Linked DNA regions of Homo sapiens: region 1 is linked to region 2. The links are chromatin contacts, found by Hi-C in ENCODE. All regions are on one chromosome and are shown on one strand. Each heading gives the region's core, a stretch centred on a gene start or an enhancer-like site at or near the end of the contact. The rest is flanking DNA. Distances are from core to core; before and after follow the strand shown. Region 1 overlaps IQSEC1 (IQ motif and Sec7 domain ArfGEF 1). Region 2 holds the start of LINC00620 (long intergenic non-protein coding RNA 620).

What was found. Hi-C counts contacts between places; a loop is a spot of excess contacts on that map. Pooled maps may share reads with other maps.
Region 1: a loop to region 2 is called in a map of posterior cingulate gyrus, with 4 times the contacts of the local background. The contact joins the enhancer-like site here to the promoter of LINC00620 in region 2. A Hi-C loop is called at or near these places in 2 of 168 maps with a recorded cell type or tissue (IMR-90 and posterior cingulate gyrus) and 8 of 50 pooled maps.

What each region holds. Positions count from the first base shown.
Region 1 is chr3:12,987,036-12,993,379 of GRCh38, forward strand. All of the region lies in intron 1 of IQSEC1 (IQ motif and Sec7 domain ArfGEF 1), which reads right to left. Among named protein-coding and RNA genes, the nearest start is that of IQSEC1, 83 kb to the right of the region's middle. RefSeq lists an enhancer at 4,894-5,188 and a silencer at 4,894-5,188. Within about 2 kb of position 3,666, at least 7 of the 41 ENCODE cell types and tissues checked have a DNase peak (open chromatin) inside an H3K27ac peak, as active enhancers do.
Region 2 is chr3:13,648,365-13,655,318 of GRCh38, forward strand. It overlaps LINC00620 (long intergenic non-protein coding RNA 620), which reads left to right and starts at 2,357. Exons shown (of 6, transcript NR_027103.1): 1 at 2,357-2,469. It overlaps LOC100293612 (a long non-coding RNA gene), which reads right to left and starts at 5,814. Exons shown (of 2, transcript XR_110033.3): 1 at 5,727-5,814; 2 at 1-112. RefSeq lists an enhancer at 6,170-6,670.

The DNA of each region.
Region 1 (6,344 bases), core at 2,416-4,915, 660 kb before region 2:
GCCTCCTCTGCTGCCCACACAGATGAGCTCCCTCAGCCGTCCCCCATCTGGTGCTGCGGCCAGTGCGGGTCATAAACCCTGAGCCCCTGCTTAATCCGCCAGCTCCCGAGTCAGCGCCAGCCAGACACGTGACACTGCAGCCCCACAGACCTGTTTGGCAGGAGCAGCAGCTGGTCCTGCTGGGGGCGGGGAGGGCTGTCCGCCTTGCCCTCGCCCTGTCCCTACCACCTCCCAGCCCACAGCCTGCAGTTGGGCCACTGCCTGCCTTGTAGCGAGAGGTATGGTACGTGCTGGGGGCAGTGCAGGTAGGGAAAAGAACACGGTTCTCACCAAATGGTGCCGGGCCACCTGGGAATGGGTATATGTGTGCACCTGGGGCCGTGCATGTGCACACATGTGCATGTGTCAGAGAGAGAGAGAGAGACCGTAGATGAAAATCTATTCCAGGTGGATTAAAGACCTAATGTGAAAGGTGAATAACGAGAATCTTCATGATTACAGGGTAGGAATGAGTTTCTCAAAACACGAAAAATGTTAATAAAGTGAGAAAGTTGACTACTTGAATTAAGAATTCTGAAATTGAGAAGTTTATCCCAACACCCTGTAAAGAGTGAAAAAGGCAGGCAGGAGGGAGGGAGAAGAGGTCTACAATGTGGATAACTGACGAAGGATTAGAATCTGTAGCACCCAAAGAAGCCTCCAAATCGTAAAGAAATAAAAAGACAGCCCAAGATGGGTGAAAGGCATGAACAGGCACTCCACCAATGATGAAATCCAAACAGCCAATGGACAAACAAAAGATCCCCAACCTCATCGGGGAGATGCAAATTCAAACCACAGCAAGAAACCATTACCCACCCACCAGGTGAGTGAAAACGACAAAGACCGACAATGCCCAGTGTGGGGTTGGGGCAAGGCTGTATGCTTGCTTTACAGCCAGTATGTGCCCCAGAGACAGCTCATGCCATGTGTGCTGGGACACAGGTTCAAGAGCAACAGCCCCAAACTGAAAACAACCCATGTGGTCCATCACAGTAGACTGCATACATAAGCTGTGGCCTGTCGATACAATGAAATACTATTTATTTAAAAGGACAGCTGGGCGCGGTGGCTCACGCCTGTAATCCCAGCACTTTGGGAGGCCGAGGCAGGTGGATCACTTGAGGTCAGGAGTTTGAGACTAGCTTGGCTAACATGGCAAAACCCCATCTCTACTAAAAATACAAAAAATTAGCCAGGCGTGGTGGTAGGAGCCTGTAATCCCAGCTACTGGGGAGGCTGCGGCAGGAGAATTGCTTGAACCCGGGAAGTGCAGGTTGCTGTGAGCTGAGATTGCGCCAATGCACTCCAGCCTGGGCGACAGAGCGAGGCTCTATCTCAAAAAAATAAAAATAAAAATAAAAATAAATACAATAAAAATAAAAGAATGAACAGCAACTTATTGCATAGGTGAATCTCGCAGATGCAACTTTGAGCAAAAGGAGCCAGACCTGAACAAATATCCACAGCCTGTTTATATTCAGCTCAAAAATAATAAAAGCAAAATTATATTGTAAAAAGCTGTTCCATAGGTGGTACGACAGGAAGGGCAAGAGGGACATTATTAGCACAAAGTCAGGATGACGACAATCTCTGAGGAGCAGGCTGGGGAGGGGCACACGGGGGCTTTGGGCAATGCTCAGTCTCTTGACCCATGCAGTGGTCACACGCATGTTCTTATTTTTCTTTAAGCTGTGCATGTTTGTCCTTGCACCCTTCTCTATGACAGGTGACCACATTTAAAATAGAAAGGTACATGTGATAAGGGTGGGGAAAGGCATGGACTCCAAGCTGTGACTGCAGAGCCACCAGGCAGCAGCATCCGAGCTAGAAGGGCTCATCTTGCTCTCTTATGTCACAGACAAGAACTGAGGATCAGAGACAGGAAGGAACTTGCCCAACGATGCAAAGCAAGTTAGAAGCCAGCAGGGCCAAGACTAGAATCTAGGTTAGGCAAAGCCCAAACCAAGGCTCTCCTCTCTGGTCTCTTTGGAAGAGTTCTTCCATTGCAAATCACATTTAACACCAACTGGAGCAGATGGGTTGATTTTAGCATTTAGCACTCCAAAATTATTTTGTTTGCTTATGTATTGTGGGTCTCTTGCCACTAGAATAAAAGCTCCCGGAGGGCATGGCTTTCGGTCTCTTTTGCTCCAGTGGTAACCCCAGCACCAAACTGAAAATCTGGCACATAGTAGGTGCTCCATAAATATTTGCTGAATGAGTAAATGAATGGAGCTGATGCTTCTATTTGCACTTTCAGATCCTAGAAATCCCTGGTGGCTTCTGTGATATCCCAAAGGAGAAAACAGAAAAACAACTGTATGATACTGACACACTTTCACAGAATTATCTTCATAACTGCCTTAGGAGGTGGGTACCATCATCACCCCATTTTAAAGAGGAGAAAACAGGGAGGCCTAGTGACTTGTCCAAGGTCATGCACAAAGCTAGGAAGCTGACAGCTGGAATTCGAACCCAGCCCAGCTGCCTTCAAGCACCCCTAGGATCACTGAACTGGAAGCACAGAAAGGCTGAACCCCATCCATGACTCTGAAGCCCCCAAAAGGCTGGCTGGCCCTGGGCCACTCCACACACCTGAGCTTACCACGATCTGTGGGATTCAGTCCCTCTTGTCCTCACCCGCCCTCAACCCTCCTGAGTGCTGGTTCTGACTTCTAAAGTGTTTTTCCGGTCTCTTCCAAACTCGCAGCCCCCAGTAAGGAAGCCTGGGTAGGGATTAGGTCCCCCATGATAAAGATGGGGAAGCTTTGGTTCAGGGAGGGGAAGGGACTTGTCCAGAGCAACAAAGAGTCCGGCTCTCTGACCTAAAGGCCTCCTAAGTTAGAGTGACAGACAGAGACCCCAGCTGCTGCTCAAGGATTAGCCATAAGATGCTCAATTTTCTTCCTGGTTCCTTTTATACCAAACCCTCAGTCCACTTGGATAAGCCCCAAACCTGGTCCTAGTTCAGCATCTGGCTGAGCTAAATAATGAAATGCTCCCATAATACCCCTCGGCACTTGGCTTTATTAAAACACGTTGGCACTTTTAGGATTGTTACAAACCTGTGTTACTATCCTGATAGCTTTCCACCAAGTCCTTGGATCACTGAAAAAATAAATCATTGGCTGTGGGAGTCTTGGAGCTAAAATGGTCCTGCAGGGCATCTCAGCTAACTGAAATTTGTGAATCCTCCACCTGGCCTCACTCCACACACCGATGAGGGAAACTCACTGCCTTCTAAGGCAGCCTGTTCCTTGTTTGGATTCAGCTCAGTCTCAGTCAGGCACAACAAGAACTTATATCCTCCCCTGGCACTAGGGATGAAGTAATGCCTCAGGCCCCACTCTGCCCTCAGGGAGTTCACAGTCTGGAAGAAGAAATTGTGTAAGCACAACTGGATAAGGAATGACGCAGGCCAGGGTTACCTTCTAAAAAGACAGCAGGTAAGGCCCAAGCTGTGTGTACAGAGGTCATTAGCTCCCACAGCTGGCTTTCTATGCTGTCACACACGGCACGCAGGGATTTATTTGGGTCAGTCTGGACTCCGCGCACTTGAGTCTGAAGCCCTTCCCAGAGGAATGCCACCCTGAGGGTGTCTGGGTACACAGACTGGTAAACTGCTGGGGCTCTGGGGCAACCGAGCAACGCTGAAAGGACAATCAATGGTGCAGCATCCTACATCATTCCAGCTGGCCTGTGGGATTGACACTGTTTTAATATTATGCTTCGAGAACCATCATACAAGGGAATGATAGGTTTGTGGTTTTGCAGACGAAATGGGAAATACATGTGAAAGCCCCTGTGATCAGGTCTGGCATGGAGTAGATGCTTAGAAAAAAATGCTCGCTGGGTTTGCACTGCAATCCTGCTGGATTAGAAAGCCACATACACAGTTCTCTGAGTCACAGTTCTCTAAGTCACTGAGAATTTAGCAGCCTGCTTCCTGCTTTTCCAAACTGACGCTTGCTATGATGGCCCCACTGAATAGCCCCGAGGCAGGGGGTGAGAGGGAGTCTGGAAGACTGGTATATTACCAGGGGTCTAAAGTCAGTCCCTACCTGCGCCCTGCTTTGCATCGCCCTTCTGTTCAGTGATAATGGTATCCCCGCGGGGAAGATTCAGGGACTCAGGGCAGGATTTGCCAAAGAGGTATCATGGATGAGGGTGATGAAGGATGAACGGAGTTTGCCAGATGGCAGGGGTGGGGTGTTCCTTCCCGCAGGAGCCAAAGCAGGGCGAGGCGGGGGCCCAGTGGAAAGGCAGGGGGCTCCAGAAAATGCTGCTCCCACAAGCAGGTTTGCATCTCACTGCATGGTGGTAATGAATGCTGATCTGAGATGCGGCAGTGCGTGGGACCCCAGTCTACACGGACCTCACCAACAGAATGGGCTTTTGCCAGCCTCTTGCACGTGAGAAACACCTCTTGATAGGAATGAGCAGCCCCCCACTCCCCACCTGCCTAATTATGAGGGGCAGGGGGAGTGATGAGGGCTCTGGTCAACTCTCCTACCAGAGGCCAGATTCAGACTCCCTGACCAGCACAAAGGCAGCTCCAGCTTGCACAGCCCAGTGATGGGCAGCTTCCTACAAGAACAAAGGATGGCTGTATTCTTGGCTGGGGACACTTAGGTGCTTAGGTCCACCCCTTATACCAATGGCTGAAACTGTGTGCAGGAAAGCTGAGGACACAAATGGTCGCAGTTCTTCTGGTGTGGCCTCAGCACTCCCCTCTGGACAATGGGGGAAGGGAGCATGACTAAAACCAAGGGTGGTGGTGTGGGGACAGCAGGCATGGGACAGGCAGGGCAGGGCAGGTTGGTCAGAGCAGCGGCTGGAAGGGCGGGCTGCCATGGGCCCTTTAAGCAGCCTTGAAAGAGAGTGGCAACTCCAGTCATGAGACCCAAGATTACCTAATGTTTGCAAACCGTGCAGGAGACAGTCCCCTGCAGAGGTGAGCACAGGCCCCCTCCCTTGTCCCTCCACTGCAGAGACCTCTGAGGGGACACCGAGTCCTCCGAGCATTCCCCAGGAAGCAGCCCTCTCAGGATGACTGGGTTGCTGGAGAGCTGGGGACAGGGCCCCTCGGCTCTGAATACGCTGTGTGACCTTGGACATGTCCCTGCCTCTCTCTGGCCTCAGTTCTCCATCTCTAACACAGTAGGGTGGCTCCGGGATGCTCCCTCCGGCACTGATGCTTAATGGCTGGGCTGTGGGCATTGTGGCCACCCCAAGTCACCTCTCAGTTTATCTTTTCCTGTGGGGGGTGGGGGGTGGGAGGAGATGGCACCGCTAAGGCAATTTCTCTTCTTTCCCCTTAAATCTGGTTTCTGGGCTCTAATTGCACATGGCTTCAGCAGCCTGGCCATCTTGCCAACTGTAATGAGGAGGTGGGCATCATACTGGGGGCAGGGGAGGGTGACGAGAAAGCTATTCCTGTGTCACCTTAATTCAGAATTGTTCAGAGGGGGCTGCACAGGCCAATGTGTCCACTGCCTGGTGGAGCCTGACCACAAAATGAAACGGTGGCTCATCAAAGTGCACAACCAGACCCCTGCTCCCAGTCTAGGACAGGTCCCTCACCACCACAGATCACTGGGCATGCTCAGAGCAACACTCACAAAGCTGACCAGGCAGAGCCGACTGCTGTCCTTGTGAGCCTCATCTCCTGGACAAGGCCAGGGGGAGGGGACACCCACTGTCACCTTTCTGCTCCCTTTGCTCCAGGAACAGATCAGCTGTGACAGTTGAGAGCTTGGCAATTTAAAGTGACAACTGCCTGGCAGAAACATGGGAGGGGAAGTTCCCCAGGACTATTAGGGGTGGGGAGAAGCTTGACTCACCTCTGCCAACCCACCCTGCCTGCTTAGAGCCCAAGGGCAGGTGGTTTTGTAGCGGGAGGTTGCGGTGGGGGCGGGGGTCCCACACTCTAAGACCCTGGCCCAGGAGTGTCTCATCCTCAGGCTGGCAGGTGGGACAGGTTTCCAACAACAGCCCCCATTACACCTCATCCCCCTGCTGCCACCTGCCCCCTATGGGTCAGGGTCCAGAGGTCGCCAAGGCTGTTCTGGTCCCCAAGACTGCTCCCTAAGCCAACTCTCCTGGAGGTCTACCGGGAGAGCTCCCTCCACCCCAAGACTGAGAACCAGTCTCTTCCCCACGTGGTAATGGCAGGAGGGGCTGCCCAAGGTCACACGGGGTTGGGAGGCAGGGACAGGGCCAGGTTGGACCCAGCCCTCCAGCCCTGCCAAAGCTTCTCCCTCCCTCCCAAGGCGCGTCCGTGTGGCTCCCAGCGAATTCCT
Region 2 (6,954 bases), core at 1,107-3,606:
CAAGCTGGTGGGACAGAAGCACCTTCCAGCTTTGTGGATGAGTTCTGACGCAGCTGCGGGGCAACAGTGCCCCCTCGTGGCTGCAGCCCCAGCCTGGCCGCTCTGCCTGCAACTAATGGAGGGGTGGATTTGGACAAGTGGCACGGGGGAAAGGTGTTTCTGACTGCAGGAAGGGCTGCAAGGCTTTCCCACAGCCAGTGTGGCTGGAGGGAAAGGTGCGGTGGGAGCAGAGGCCAGAGGTCTGTGGGGACCAAGTGGGGAGAGGATGGGATACTGAGTGAGGGGTGGTCCTTGAGGGAATTTGGGCAGAGTGGCCACCCCTCCCTTGAACAGTAGGTCTGTCCATGATCCCAAGGGCTCCCTGGGGTCTGCTCCTCTGACCCATTCCTAAGACCAAGGGATTCCAACCACAGGAATCTTCCTGCAAACAGATTTGTGGGCTGGCTTGGCCTGGCCTGCTCTGCCATGGATGGAACCATCGTTGATAGCTAGGGGCTTTAATGATGGAACTGTGGGCAAAATGCACCCCCAAGGGAATGGAGGTGACTCAGTTCCACCAGCATCTACCGGCAGCCCCTGCCGTGTCCAGGCTCTGTGCTGGCAGGCTCTGCGTTGCTCAGATCCTGTTCCCACCTACAACCTGGAGGGAGGGCTCCCAGCCCCATCTATAGAGGTGGAAACTGAGGTTCAGAGAGAGTGTATGACTTGCCTAGGGCCACACAGGGATTCAACTCTGTAAGGGAAACCTCATTGCTCAGGAGAATGAGAAGAAAAGCCACAGACTGGGAGAAAATATTTGCAAAGGACATAGCTGATAAATGACTATTATCCAAAATCTACAAATAACTCTTAACACTCAATAATAGGAAAACAACCCAATTAAAAAGTGGGCAGAAGATCTAAACAGACACCTCATTCAAGAAGATACACAGATGGCAAATAAGCACCTGAAAGATGCTCCACATAGGTATATCATTAGGGAGCTGCAAGTTAAACCAACCATGAGATACTGCCACGCACCTACTGGAGTGGCTCATATCCAAAGCACTAACACACCAAATGCTGGCGAGGATGTGGAGCACCAGGAACTCACATTCATTGCTGGTGGGAATGCAAAATGGCACAACCACTTTGGAAAACAGTTTGGCTGTTTTTTTTTTTTTTTTTTTTTTTTTTTTTTTTTTTCAGACAGGGTCTTTCTCTGTCACCCAGGCTGGAGTGCAGTGAAGCAATCACGATTCACTGCAGCCTCAACCTACCAGGCTCATGTGATTCTCCCACCTCAGCCTCTTGAGTAGCTGGGACTACAGGCATGCACCACCACGCCCAACTGATTTTTGTATTTTTTGTAGAGGCGGGGTTTTGCCATGTGGCCCAGCCAATCTGAAGCCAATCTGAAAAGGCTACACACTGTATGATTCCAACAATACAACATTCTGGAAAAGGCAAAACTATGGGAACAGTAAAAAGATCTGTGGTTGCCAGGGGTTAGGGGGAAGGGAGCACAGGGGATTACGGGTGGAGTTTAGAGAATTTTTTGGGCGGTGACACTATTCTGTGTGATACAATAATGGTGGATAAGGGTCGTTGTACATTTGTCCAAACACATGGAATGTACAGCTTCAAGAATGAGCCCTCACGTAAACCATGGGCTGTGGGTGACACTGATGTGGCAGTGCAGGTCCCTCATGCACCCCTCTGCTGGGGATGTTGATAGAGGGGAGGTTGTGCACGTGTAGGGGCAGGGAGTGTGTGGGAACTCTCTGTACTTTCTGCTCAGTTTTCCTGGGAACCTAAAACTGTTCTAAAAAATTAAGTCTACTTAAAAAACAAAACATAACAGCCCACTGCGTGGCCCTCCCCATACTCCCAAAGCTCACATTCTAGTGGGGAGTCAGACACAGAAACAGACACAACCATGTTGGCAGTCACTGCAATGATGAGGCAGACACAGGGGGCTGTGGAAACTCAAGAGGGGCCATTATAGTGGCATCAGGGAAGGCTTCCTGGAGGAGGTGTTGCCTCCAGTGGGTTTTGACGTGCAGCAGGAATCACCCAGCCGGAGATCAGGGCAGGCACTGCAGGCAGCATGCTCAAAGGCACGAAGGAGTGAGGTGGTGGGGGAGCAGCGGAAGTTCCTAGCGCAGCGTGGGGGTGCTCTGTGCACAGATAAGTTGCGGGCCGCGGGAAACAGGACCCTGGGGGGCCCCCTAGAGCCTCGCGGAGCGGCTTGCAGAGGAGCCTCGGGGCCACGGCGTGTGTGCAGCGACACCTGGCGGTGGCATGCGGAACTGCGGACGGCTGCGCAGGAGCGGACAGCGGAGAGGCGGTACTGACCGGTGCGAGGCGGTGCTGACCGGTGCGGGCCGGTGCGGGCCAGTGCAGGCCAGGCCCGGCCGGGGCGAGGCAGGTGGCCAGGTCCGAGGACCGCGTCGCACAGCAGCTTTCAGGACCTGGAGAGAAATCGAGGTGGGGGTGCGTGAACGTGGATGGGCAGAAATAACATCTTTTGTACTCTAATTGGAACATAGCATGTCCTTTAATTATGAACGCAATGAGCTATAGTAGCACTACTGATTTCAGAGATGGCGCAATCTCGCTTTCCTTCCTTAGTACTTTGAAATTGCAGTGGGTATTAGACCCGCTGCTAGACCGTGTCATTCACTGGGTTAAGAAGGAAGCCCAGGTAGCGCCACGTCACAGACCCCTTTTAGTATTCTGATAACTATAATTTAAATCTAATCGGCATTTAAGAGCCTACAGGCTTGCCCAGACTGCCAAAGGCGTCTCTGGCACACACACACGCACACACACTAACATGCACACAAGCAGACACACATGCACGCAGACACGCACATGAACACATGCACACGCACACTTGCATGTACACACGTGTGTACACATACACACATGCATGGTTGAGAACCTCTCTGGAGAGGAAAGGCAACACCAGTGTGTCCGCTATGTAGTGGTTTATCAGACAGTTTATTGTGGACATGGACATGAATAAGAAAGGGGCACTGCTAATTAGGCCAAGGCAGTGGATATGAGGTGGGACTGTCCCTAGCACACTGGGACCAGGGCTACCCTGAGGCCTGCAGGACACCGGGAGCTGTGTGTGAGTTTGCATCTCTGTAGGCGCGTGGCTGTGAGTGTGGGGGAACCTGGTGAAACGCATCTGAGGAGGGGAGGGGGTGTCTGCCACTGTTCTGGGTGTGTGTGTATGTGTGTGTGTGTGTGTGTGTATAGGGCATTCTGATCTCTAGTACCTGGGTTCTAGCAGATGCCTGACCTACAGCCCTGTGTTCAGCCTGGTCATTCCAGCTCTCAGAGAGACCTTGCCCAGCCATTTCCTGGGGTAGCAAATGGTCTGGAACCAGTCTGTCTTGCCTCCCCTGAGGGAGACAGGCGGGCTACTTGTGTAGCCTTCTTACCTCACTAAACTCTTCCTTCCTTCCATGATGATCCCCGTTTTACAGACACAGAAACTGAGGCCCAGAAGAGCTGAATATTTGGCCCAGGCCACACAGGGAGTCCAGCCACGGGTGATGAGGGGCTGAGGATCGGGGAGGGACAGGAAACCTGGCCTTTCTGAGCCTTGCTGTCCTTATCTGCTGCGTCAGGAGGTGAGAGGAAGATGTTTGGGGCTGAGCTAGCAGAGAGGACACTGAGCTTTTGGCCTCTCCCCTGTGTAAACCCCACCATGACTCCCCATTGCCACGGCATCAAGTCCCAGTTCCATGGCCTGACATTCCGGTCCCTGCCCCCTTCAGATTCATTGCCCATCACTCCCCGTCCACTCCCTGCACTCCAGCCACCCTGGCCACCAGCCCTTCCTAGCACCCTCCAAGACCCTTCTCATCTCCACGCCTCTGCCCATTCTGTACCTGGCAAACTCCTACGCATCCTGCAATGCTCAGCTCTGAGCACCCCACACAGAGTTGGCATCTGCCTGCTGTGTGCCCCCACCGCCCTCACACATCCCTGCAGGTAGTCCTTCTCAGGACTGATGCAGCAAAATAAGATCCGAGTCCCCAGCACCTAGCACCGTGCATAAAGCAGGCACTAACAAATGCGTGTCGAATGAATAAGCAAATGTGTGCGTGCACACTCCACCCGCCCCCCTCCTCATGAACTGCTTGAGAGAAGGGCTGGGTCCTTTCCAGCTACTCAGGTGGCAATCGGAGTTTGTCCAATGTCCAGGCTGGAGCCAGAGTTGAAGGGAGGAGCAGGCTGGGGGTGGTGGTGGCTGCATTTGGTGTTAGGAGGCCCAGGCTGGGCCTGTGAGCTGGACACCCCACCCCAACACCTGAGGTATCTGCTCCAGGTCCCTCTCTGCATGCTCCTGGATGGGGCTTGGCTGTGGCTTCCACTCAGGCCCCTGGATATCCCCACTGCAGCTTGGCCCTCTGTGACTCACTCTTTCTTGGCCCTAAAGGTCAGTGCAGGGCCAGGCCTCGTCCTCTTCTCTGTCCATTTATCAGGTCGGAAGCTCAAGGCTGACCTGGCTGGGGCCAAGGTTTATGTGCTTGTTCACCCCACCCAGCACCTCTGACCTTGTGAAACATGCCAGGAAGGGTGGGGACAGGAAGGTGACACTAGGGCCTCTGTGTCTGCCCCGGGGCACTGTCAGCTGGGTCAGGATTTATGCCCTGATGTTCCCACCCCCAGACCTGGTCACCAGGCCCACGCCCTAGGTCTGGTGCTGAGCCATCCCTGCAGGGGGCCCAGCAAAGCCTGAGGGCTGGGAGCTGGCTGGGGTGCGGGGTGGGCCGGGGTTGGGGGTTGGCAGGAGGCAACTGCAGATTAGGTCCCAAGTGAACACTGCTAGCGTCTTTGTCCTGCTGAGAGACATCGGCTGGGACATCTTGCCTCCTGGGGCCTGTTTCCGCAACTGTAAATGGGCATTGCCTTAGTAGCCACCCTTTGGGGCTCTTGGATAGCACATGTCCACAGAACCTCAGCTAATGTGCCTGCCTGCAGTGTTCCCCATTTTCTTTTGGGGAGCTCCCCTTGCCAGTACCAACGCACATGGTCTTTGCTGGGCCATCCTTTGCACACTGTATCTCCAGACCTGGGGCTTGAGAGGGCGCCTCCTCAACAAGGGCCCCAAACGTGGGCTGGGGCTCCAGGGGCAGGAGGTAAGGGAAGAGGTGGTTTTAGTGGGTTTGCTGGCAGCAATCTGAATCCAGGGGTTGCAGCGGAAGGAATTGGAGATGGGAGGAGGCGCAAGGCCAGTTGGATCAGGGGATACGCAGGAGATGGTGTCTTTGGTCACCCAGTTGCTCAGTCGGAAACCTGGACAGCCTGGCCCCTGCCCGTCCCCTCATCTCCTAGCCAGCGGTGAGTCTTGCACAGCCCTCCGCCCACCCACTCCAGCACTCGCCACTTCCTGCCTCTTCCCCTACCTCTACTGCCCCGGCCTGCTTCCACTACCTGCGTCTCTCACCGACGTCACTGCAATCGCCTCCTCGGAGGCCTCTGCCTCCTCTCTTCTCCACACCCTCACCCTCCATTGTCACTACCTTGCTCCTCACAGCTGGCTAAGCCATTATGACTAATGACTGTTCTCAGCTCCCAGCCCCATGGTTTCCATCACACCAGGATACAGTCACATTCCTTGCCGTGGCCTGTGAGACCCACAGAGTCCTGGCACTGCCGCCCCCTGAACCTCCTCTCCCTCCCCTTTCTCTGCCGTGTCCACAGCTCAGTGAGCCCATTCCCACCTCGGGGCCTTTGCACTTGCCGGTCCCTCTGCCTGGCACATGCTGGCTTCAGTGTTCATAAAGCTCCCTCCCTCCCGTCACTCAGGTCTCTCCTCAGATGTCACCTCGTCAGAGTGGCCTGTGCTGACTGCCATATCTACAATACCCTTCCCAACGCCTGGCATCCGCCTCCTCACTCTTGTATGAGTGTCTTCAAGGCACGTTCACTTGTGGCTATTGCTTAATATATTTAGTTGCAGGAGTATAATCTGGGGGCCCCTGGGAGACAGACCCTGGCATGATGGGTGTTGTGATGGGGGAAACCGGGCCATGTCCTGGGGACTGAGAGCAAGTTGCTGCCCTTCTGGGCCTCAGTTTCCCCTTCTGTTCCGTAAGGCCCAGGCTCTCTCCCTGCCCGCTCACGTGTCCTGGGAATGCTGAGCCTTTGCTTTGTCCTGGAAGTGGGGTTGCCATGGAAACAGAGGCAGGAGGCTCCAGCAGAGGCAGCATCCGCCTCCCTTTGTTAGACCCAGGGCCTGCTTTCTGGGGGGCCCCCTTCTGTGGAGGAGTCTGTGCTTCTTGAGGGGCCAGTAGCCTCTACTTGGCCCTGCTCTGGCCGTCCTGCTCCCAGCCCCCAGCTTGCAATTTGCTTCACTAGATTGTAAAGCAGATGATGAAAGGGCAGTGTACCAGGTTAGGAGTGGAAGGTCAGGGGCATCAGGACCCAGGGCACCGGGAAGCAGGAGTGTGTTCTCACCTCAAGTGGCTTTAGACAGTTCCCCCATCGTCCTCTGTGCCCCTAGCCCTGGCACTCCCTCTGCACACAGCTCCGCTTTGATCAAACCAGTGCCTGGCCCACCTCCCTGCTCCCATGCCCACTGGGGCAGGATGTGGGCTTGGCGGGGAGTGACACATGGCAGCCCTAGGCGTGGCGACAACTGGAGACATCCCGTCTGCCTCAGGTTCCCCCTTAGGGCCGGGCGATACAGGAAGGGGGACCTGCTCGTGAGCACAGCTGGGCGATGGGATGCCAACTCCTTGCCCAGGTAGCCCCAGGACGGCGCTGCAGCAGGAGTGTCCCTGATCCCGGGTGGTCGCTCTCCAGCCCGCCAGGCTCTCCGACGGGCTCAACCCGCAGCCCCTGGCCGGGGCTGGGGCCGGGACGCCAGGCCCCTGTGGGGACGGTTCCCTCCAGCAGTTGGCGAGGCTCGGCCGGCCAAGGGGCCGGTTCCTCCCGCTGGCAGCCGCC